Linked DNA regions of Homo sapiens: region 1 is linked to region 2. Evidence: chromatin contacts called from ENCODE Hi-C or POLR2A ChIA-PET data. All regions are on one chromosome and are shown on one strand. Each heading gives the region's core, a stretch centred on a gene start or an enhancer-like site at or near the end of the contact. The rest is flanking DNA. Distances are from core to core; before and after follow the strand shown. Region 1 holds the start of TEDC1 (tubulin epsilon and delta complex 1). Region 2 holds the start of AKT1 (AKT serine/threonine kinase 1).

Region 1 (4,299 bases), core at 781-3,280, 700 kb after region 2:
CCTTTCCACCCCCCAACCCTGTCCTCATTCCCCACCCCTCCAGGCCAGGCCCAGCTTCTGCAAGGGCCTGATGAGGCTGCTCTGCCCCTGACCCAGGCACCACTGCCCCATGTGCGTCCTCATCTGCCATCTACCCTGTGCCCAGGGACTTACCCAGTGGCCCGGCGTCCAGTGGGGAACTTGAGTACCGGCCGTGCACAGGGGCTGGGGGGCCTTCTGGAAACTCCCTTGTCAACTCAGCCAGCCGCTGCTGACTGGCCACCTTCAGAGACCCTCTTCCCCACACTGGCTACTTAGATACCGGCCTTGGCAGAAGGCCACCCCTCCGGACACCCACTGGTTTAAAAGAGCCCAGGGGTCTGGCCCTGCCTTAGGGCTGTGGTGGGTGTGCTGCAGGCTCAGCTCGACAGGTGCTGTGGGGGCAGTCTAGGGTGGCCCGCAGGGTGGGGTGTGTGGGGGTGATTGGGGGATTCCTGGAATTCCAAGAGCTGGGAGCCACAGCACTTTTGATGGGATGGGGGCAGGGGGTGCTGAGGTGAGGCTGGTTTCTGGCTGGACGGTGGTGGGTGGAGCTGAGGGAACTGAGATCTTTGAGACAGCGACACCTGGTGCAGAGAAAAATCCGCAAGCTCGGGGGTTGGGAGAGCGCTGAACAAGGCCGCAGAGCTGCTCCGCCATCTCCCCCACGCCTCCTGCCAAGTTCTGTGGCGCCGCGGTTCCCCACCTCCTGCTCCCATCCCCCTGGCTCCCGCCGCCCTGTAGCTCGGCAGGTGCAGTAGGCGCTCCGAGGAGGAGGCCCCTTAGCTTCAAGAAACCCGCGTGGGCGGGGTGAGGAGCGCAGTCCTCCTACTGGCGCCGTGAAGGAGATCGCGATGCGCCGGAGGGAAGGAGGCTGCGGGCGGGGAAGGACGGAGGGCGTGCGGGGAGGGAGAGGAGGGGCTTGCTGGGGGGGGGGCCCCGAGGCGGGGCCGGGAGGGCCGCCTGGAAGAGGAGGTCGGGGGCGAAGGAGGCCGAGAAGAAAGGTGGGGCCGGGACCCCTCGGGCTGCGCCTCTCGTGGGCGTGTCCAGCCAGGGCTGGGGGTCCAGGGAGGACTGAGTTTCCCTCTCCCGCCGTCCTCGCAGCCCCGGGAGGTGCAGGGGCATCGCGGGAACAGCCCCGGTGACACGCTGCCCGGGGTCTTCACGAATGCCCGGAGGCGCCGCTGGCCAGAAGCCAGCCCGACCTTCCATCCCCGCAGACAGCCCCACGTTCCTCCCGGCCCGCGTCTTTCGGGGCCGCCCGTGCAGGCGGGCCCGGCTCAGCGGCGCCCGGGCAGCAGCTGCTTCCATGCGCCGGCTTCCTCCGGGGCTGCTCCGTGGCGGCGGCAGAGGGAAGCGCTGCCGCGGGCGGGCGAGGATCGGGAGCGCCTGAGGAGGCTGCCGCGGGCTCCGGCTGCGCGTTCGGGGCGGGGGAGCTGCCCGGGACTTCGCGCCAGGGGCCAGGGGCCGGCCGCGCTGGGGTCTGCGCTGTGCGGCGCGGCGGGCTCTGGGCGCCTCCTGGCGGCCCAGCCTGGAAGGCGGCGCGATGGGGCGAGGCTCGTCCGCTCCGACTGCGTAAGCGGCCCCACAGGGCGCCTTCCGGAGTCTGCGCGCTCCCGCCCGGCGGTTGCTAGGTTGCCAAGGGGCGTGAGGCGCTGATGGGTGGGGTCTGAGCGAGGCGGGGTGTCGGGTGTCGTGACGATTGAGCCTGCAAGGGCGGACTCTGCGGTGTTCTCCATATCAACAGCCCTGCCAGGAGCCCGGAAGTGGGTCCGCACGAGACAGAATAGACTACACTCAAACTCCAGGGGAACCGTTCATTGGGCTTGGACACGAAGGCGGGACCCTGCCGACGCAGTGATTGGATGCATGTCCGGCCAGCGCGGTGATTGGGTACAGGTCTCGGGAGCGCGGTGATTGGGTACAGGTCTCGGCCAGCGCGGTGATTGGGCGCAGGTCCCAGCCGGCGCGGTGATTGGGCGCTGGACCCGGCCCGTGCCATGATTGGGCTCAGGTTCCAGCCGGAGCGGTAACTGGGCGCAGGTCCCAGCCGCCGCACTAAACCCGGCCCGTGCGGTGATTGGACGCAGGCCCCGGGCCGCGGCGGAGGCGGGCGATCCGAAAGAGGCTGGTGCTGGCTGCATGGGGAGGCGGCGGCAGCGGGTGGACCCCGCGGCTGGGGCCCGGGCCGGGGCCCTGCCTGAGGCCATCGCCGCGTTGAGTCGGTCGCTGCCCTCGGGACCCAGCCCCGAGATCTTCCGCCGCGCCAAGTTCGACCGTCCGGAGGCGGTGACGCTCTCGCGGAGGGCAGGCGGGCCGGGTGGGGTCCCGGGCCCTCGCAGGGAGTTGGGCCGGCTCCGCTGACCGCCCGCTTTTTATTTTCCGCAGACCTCCGCGCTCTGGCAGCTCCTCTTCCGTGTGCTCTCGCCACTCCCTGCGGGCAACGCCTTGGCATCGCTCGCCCTGGGTAAGCCCCGCTCCTGGCCCCGCCCACCCGGTAGCACTGGCCCCGCCTACTCCTGTAAAGCCCCGCCTTCCCCAGTAAGCCCCGCCCCGGCAGGCTCTAGCCCCCACCCAACACTGACCCCGCTTGCTCCTCAAAACTCCGCCTTCCCCGGTAAGCCACGCCCCCTGATGGGCCCTAGCTCCACCCCCTTGGGTAGCACTGGCTTCTGCTCCTACAAAGCCCTGGGGACGTCCCTGTTGGCCCCTGGTCTCCTCATCCTGGTCTGAGTTCTAGCTCTCCCACTATCATCTCTTCTGAACTAGGCCTTGAGCTTCTGCTCAAGTGACCTGTGGGGGTCTCTGGAGGGATCCAGGTGGTGTCACCTCCAGGTGGGTGGTCCCCCTAAGGTGGTGGTCTTCTGTCCTAGAGGTCCAAGCCCGCTTGGTGAAGTCAGCACTATGCTCCCAGGGCTACCCGAGGCTGGCACTGGCACAACTACCTGAGGATGGCTCGCAGGGCAGTCGGGAGCTGCTGCTGGCTCTGTCCTGGCTCTTGGCCCGAGGACCTGTGCCCGAGCAGATGCTGGCCCAGGCCCGAGTGCCTCTGGGTGACGAGATGACTGTGTGCCAGGTGCGTGTGGGTGAGGGTGAGCTGAGCCAGCCCTGGTCTCAACTCCTGGGGCCAGAGCAAGGGCAGGCCTGGGTCAGCCCCCTCTGTCTGCTTTGCTCCTCAGGGCAGTCCCATGAAGGGTTACCCAGCTGCCCAGCTGAAAGCACGGAGGCTCCCTGTGCAGGGAGCACCCGTTGTTTTTGGCTGTGCCTCCACTACCGTCTCCATCCTGGCCTTTTCTGGGGGGCAGGGTGGGGTGGGAGCAGGGCCTGACCCTTGCCCCTCTCCAGTGTGAGGCCCTGGCCAGCCCTGGCCCACCTGCACCCCACATGGAAGCAGAGGGTCCTGTGGATGTCCGCCATGTGCAGTGGCTGATGGGAAAGCTGCGGTTCCGGTGGCGCCAGCTGGTGTCCAGTCAGCAGGAGCAGTGCGCCCTCCTGAGCAAGGTAGAGCTGGCACAGGGCTTCCACTCAGGGGCTGTGTCCCGTGCTGCAGGCCGCCAGCTGCCAGTCCCTGCAGCCCGTCCCGTGAGGCCTGGCACAGGCTTTTGGCTGGATGTGGGCCTTCCTGCCCTGGCTTACCCAAAGCCTGAGCCCGTGGTTCCCGGTGGTCCTTGTAGGGGGCAGGGCTGGGCAGGGAGCCCAGTGGGGTGGGCAATGGTGGGCAGAAACGGGTGTCAGAGAGCTCACAGAATTTGCCTTTCTGTTCCCAAAAGTTACCAGTGGACTTCCAGCTCTGTGAACAGTGGGATGGGGTCTGTGCCATGAAAGCCACTCCCTCCTGGGCACTGGAGGGGGAGGAAGACAGCTCCTGTTGCCACCACATCCTGGTGGGGGCTGACTTGCGGGGTGGACAGCTCCTGTGGGGTCCTGAAGGTGGCAGGGGCTGGCTCAGGGGCACAGGTACCCAGTGGTGTGTCCACTGTGAGGCCAGCGCTGACAGGTGGGTCTGTGGCAGCGGCGGGCTCCCACCAGCGCGGGACTCCTTGGAGACCCCCCCATCCCACCCTTGCAGAGGGTCTGTTGCTCAGCTGGCCTTTCCAGGGACCTCTCACCCCGTCGGGCCTGGCCTTGGCACCAGCTGCTCCGCTTACTTATGTGCCTACCTGTGACCCTCTGTGCCACCTTCCAGCCTCCCTTTTTTGGGGAGCCTTCCCCATTTCCCTAGATCCAAGCAGTCGTTCATGTCCCCACTGTGAGCCTGGCTGAACTGCTGTGCCTGTCCAG
Region 2 (4,575 bases), core at 1,233-3,732:
TCCTGGGACAGGGCACAGGGCTCCTCCCTGCTCCCCAGACTAGGAAAGCAAAGAAATTCAAACATGAGGAAGACAGGACCAGGATGCAGGCCACTGGCGCAAACGGGAGTCCAGAGCCCTCCAGCGCAAGCCCAAAAACCTCCTGGGAGAAACCCCAGGCCCCTCCTAAACCACAGCGCCCCTGCCGGTCTGAATCTGGTTCATTCATTTGGCCAACATGTACCGGGCGTCTCAGGTTTTGCCAGGCCCAGTGCTGGGCGCTGGAGACAAAGAGAGGTTCAGACAAGTCCGTCAGTGAGGAGCACCCAGTCCAGGGTGGTTACAGACCCATAATTACAGCAGTCGGGAGGCAGCAAGTAAGTGGGGGAGCACTGGACAGGCCCCCGCCCTGCAGCGGCCCACCAGCCAACCCTCACCTGAGCACACTTTATCCATTGATCCTGCATGGCTTCCTCATTTCCCCTCTGATGGATGAACTCCTAGGCATCCCTCAAAACCCAGTTCCCACATCACCAACTACAGGCATCCCCAGAAAGAGCACTTCGCATGCTCTTCCTGTGAGCAGTCCTCTGCTACCCTTCCAGATGGGCCTTCCTGAGGGGAGGAGGGTCCTCTCTGGGACCTCCAGGCCAGGCAGAGACCCCTGACGACCTCTGTGGAATGGATCCCAACATGGGTCTTTCCACAGCCAGCTTAGACGCTCTCCCCCCAGGCCACCTTTCTGGCCTCCCGAGGCAAGGGCTGGACACCCACAAAGGGTTGCTTTGCACTGATTGTCTTAAGCTACACTTAGAATGGCAGGAAGGCCCACTGCCTTGTGTCTAATGCCAGGACAGGGAAGACCACACCTTACCCAAAGAGGGAAATGCCCCAAGTACTTAGCAGGATGGAAAGCAGGCCAGACTCGAGGAAGGCACCGCAGGACTCCGAGGGCAGGGCTCCGAGCCGCGCACGCCTCAGGCACAGGGGGCTCTGACGACACTGAGTGGGCGTGGCCTGGAGGCAGAGGGCTGGACTCAAAGACCTCTGGATGTCCCCCCACCCCCACACGGGCCTGAGCCCCTCCAAGGCCTGCTGCTGACAGAGTCAGACAGCTGTCCAGAGCCATGTGTAAAAATACATCTGTGCTCACACAGGGTGGTGTACGTCTGCACAGAAACGTATACACCAGGCCAGCACAGGGCTGCCTGTGGGGGCGGAGGGACCCCGACTTCCCACAGCCTCCGTACCTGCCGCCTGCCTTTACCATAAGCACATATTCTTGCTACTATTATTAAGTCACAACTTAAAAAAAAATACTCTGTTTTCGAAAGGGCTCCTCCATCTGCCTCCAGAACCCTGGTGTATGAGAAGTCTACACAGCTCCCGGGAGAGGCAACCGGACCCCCACCAACGGACTCCGTCCGCCCTTCGCTCGGATGAGGGACTCAAAGCAGTCAAGAAGTGGCCACCTGGAGCAAGGCCGAGAGACCCAGGAGTGAATGTGGGGCGGCCTCTGGCTGCAGAGCAGGGGCCCAAGCTCACCCGCTGACCAAGGCAGCACTCAGAGGCCGTCCCGACAGGACCAAGCTCGCTAGCGCCCCAGGATACTCAATCTAAGGGGCAAGCCCCAGCTGCCCTCCAAGCCTTGGCCTCTGGGATGGGCGGGCAGGACCTCCAGGGCCCACCCAAGACAGGAAGCAGTTCCGGGGCCCAGGAGGGTCACAGTCCTTTGTGGCTAGCCTGGGTACCCCGCCACCACGTACAACTTTTCGTCCGTGGGAAACGAAGTCTCCTTCCGGGGCCCTCCCACAAACTTGAAGGCCGGCCGCGGCGAGTCTTTCTCCAACCCCGGGGCACCTCCGCCGGCTGCCTCGCTGGCCCAGCGCCCGGGGAGCCCCACGGCCCGCAGGGGCACCCCGAGCCCCAGCTCCAGGCCCGGCGGCGTCCCTTCTCTCGGGTCCCGGCCTCGCCCGGCGGAGCGGCCTCCCCAAGGTCATGAGGGAGGCTGGGGCCGGCAGCCTGCACCCCCGGCGCCCGGCGTGGGGCCGCCCTCCCTTGGCCGGGCCCGCGCGCCCCGCGCCCTCCCCGCCCAGGCCCGCTCGGCCACTTCCTGCTCCCGCTCCTCCATTCTGGCGGCGCCGCGGCTCGCGCCCCGGCCCGACCGGCCGCGAACAAAGCGGCCCGGCCCGCGGGGAGGAAATCCAGGCCCGGGCGGCCACGGCGGGCGGGGACTCACCGGGCCGCCGCGTCCGGGCGCGAGCGCGGGCCTAGCCGGGCCGCGGCCTCCGGCGCCCGCCGCTCCGCATCCCCGCGGGCCGGCGCTGGGCGGGGCCGGGCTGGAGGCCGCGGCGGGCGGGGGCGCTGCTCGGGGCCGGGCCTCGCGTGCCGCCGCCGCTCGGTGCCCGGTGCCCAGCGCTCGGTGCTCGGCCGCCTGCTCCCGTCTTCGGGCCGCGCTGCGTGCGCTGGGCCAGCCGCCTGCCGCGCTCGGTCCTGCCGCCGCCGCCGGCCCGCCCTCTCCCCGCCCCGCGCCCGCCCCGCGCCCGGAGCCGCCCGCCCACATCCGCCTCCGCCGCCCGGGGCGTCCCCACCGCGCGGCCGGCGGCGAGGGCGGAGCGCGCTCGGGGAGCGCGCGGCCGGGCTGAGGGGCAGCTCCCGACGACCTGGGGCCTGGGCTGGGCCGCTAACGGAGCCCGGCCACCAGCCAGCCCGTCCCGGGGCCACGCCCTCTCTGGCCTCAGTTTCCCCGTCTGTAAAGTGACCCGGCGCTTCTGGGCTCGCTCTGCCGTGACCCTAGCAGAAGGGGCCCGAGACAGGTCAGGGACGAATCCCGGACTTCTGCCTCCGCGCGCGGGGCGGGGGTGGCTTAGGTTGACTTTCAGGCTGCCCCACTCTGGGGGGCGTGGAGGGGGCGGCCAAGAGTGACCTAAAAGGCCCAATCCCAAGACCTTGTGCCTCTGGGGGAAGTGCGGGAGGATGCCAGGACAGGAGGTCAGTTGGAGGTGGGCCTCCAAGGAGCAGGAAGGCTCCGAGGGGAGTCAACCATTCACCTAGGTACTGGCAGCTACACTCACAAAAGGGGGACTTTGCTGGGGAGTGGGAGAAGAGGGGCACACCTTGCCTGGCTCCCACCTTGAGCTGGGAGCAGACACCAGACAGAGGAGGAGCGGTGTCTAGGGTGGGCTGTGACAGCTGACAGCCCAGAGCCCTCCCTGCTGGGTGGACTTGGTCAGCCCGGACACCCAGTCCGAAGTCCACTGGGAGGCAGATGGCCCGGGTATGGAATGAGTAAGTGGGACACAGACCCCTTTCTCCTGGACACTCACAGGAGAGTGCAGGTGACTGCCACCCCGACCCCTTCCTAGCCAGAAGTTCCTCCGACAACTGCCCCTCCCCCATTCCAGAGGCCCACAGTTGATAATAACCCTTTTGTGAAAGACAGACTCTTGTGAGTTACCTTCCTGAGGCTGCTAAGTATTGGGGTTGGGGGAGCATTTTTATTTTCAGCCAGAGTGAGTTCAGCTGGCAGCAGGGGAGGGGGTGGGAGGAGATGCAGACAGAGGCAGCAGGTTCGGCCCAGTGCTCAGGACAGAGTCTGCAGCCAAAACTCGGGCTTCATCCCTGCCTCTTGGGGCTGACCAAGAGAAGGACTCTCTCCCCCTGCATGAGGGCACTCGCTCCTCAGACAGGGGACTCCCCATTCCTGCCTCTCGCCTGAGCACCTCTGCTCCCTCCCAGCTCAGACTTTGTAACCCCAGGAAGGGCCCACCTCCAGGGGGCCAAGTCAGAGGCCCAGTGGTCTGCGCCGCTTGGGTGGGATACCTGACACAAGGGTTGCCCCCAGAGCCTGGGCGTCTGGTGTCTGTCTCTCACCCAGCAAACCTGCACCATGAGCCACCTGGGGCTCCCTCTGGGACTGTCCCACCTGCCCACTGCTCCCCGAGGAAGAGTTCCTGGTATCTGTCCACCATCCTGGGCTCTGCCATGCAAGGATGGAGGAAGGAATTCAGGGAGGAAGCAGAGGGTAAGAGGGCCATGAGACAAGGCCAGCAAGTGGCCGAGGCTTGGGGATGTGGGAGGGAGCAGGGCACCCTCTCATGGAAGAGGCAGTGACATTGCGGGCTGTTCTTGAAGTGGTTGGACCTCTTGCTTATTTTGCACTGGCTGTCTCCAAGGAGGCCTCCCAGTCTTCCCAGCCTGGTGCCCTGGCATCTGCTGGTGCCTGCAACCCACTGTGGGCCCCACACTCCAGTCCTGTCTTCACCTTGGCATGAACTGCCCTCCCCCAAGACGGGGATCTCCCAGTGGGCAGGGCCATCTCCCTCTCCTCCAGCGTCCCAGAGGGAAAGCAGAGTCCTCTCTTCAAGAACACCCCCTCCCACCCCAGACAGAATGGTCAGGAGAGAACCCAGCCCCACGGCTGCTGCTGGGACTGCTGAGGTGCTCTGTGGCCAGATGTTTCCGACAAAAACTGCTGCACCAGGGAAGGGCCCGACGGCTGCCTCCTCCCAGAGCTCAGGGGCCTCCTGCCCTGTCACCTTCTGCAGCTGCTGGCCGGGGGCAGGACTCGAGGGCCCTGGGCTGTGTAGGTCCCAG

What was found. A loop is a pair of places that touch in the nucleus more often than their neighbours do. ChIA-PET counts read pairs that join two places held with the same protein, here RNA polymerase II (POLR2A). Pooled maps may share reads with other maps.
Region 1: a loop to region 2 is called in a map of CD4-positive, alpha-beta T cell, with 2.8 times the contacts of the local background. The contact joins the promoter of TEDC1 here to the promoter of AKT1 in region 2. A Hi-C loop is called at or near these places in 1 of 168 maps with a recorded cell type or tissue (CD4-positive, alpha-beta T cell), 4 of 37 single-sample maps with no recorded cell type and 10 of 50 pooled maps. POLR2A ChIA-PET finds 5 or more read pairs at or near these places in 1 of 52 experiments (activated T-cell).

What each region holds. Positions count from the first base shown.
Region 1 is chr14:105,489,216-105,493,514 of GRCh38, forward strand. It overlaps TEDC1 (tubulin epsilon and delta complex 1), which reads left to right and starts at 2,031. Exons shown (of 9, transcript NM_001367178.1): 1 at 2,031-2,307; 2 at 2,407-2,485; 3 at 2,892-3,094; 4 at 3,364-3,519. The coding sequence starts at 2,161. RefSeq lists silencers at 647-776, 907-956, 967-1,596, 1,987-2,356 and enhancers at 1,367-2,110, 1,687-1,936, 2,111-2,854.
Region 2 is chr14:104,793,266-104,797,840 of GRCh38, forward strand. AKT1 (AKT serine/threonine kinase 1) reads right to left here and starts at 2,483. Exons shown (of 15, transcript NM_001382430.1): 1 at 2,219-2,483; 2 at 1-39. RefSeq lists enhancers at 1-308, 309-948, 949-1,590, 3,632-4,404, 4,405-4,575 and silencers at 1,855-2,174, 2,205-2,254, 2,435-2,794.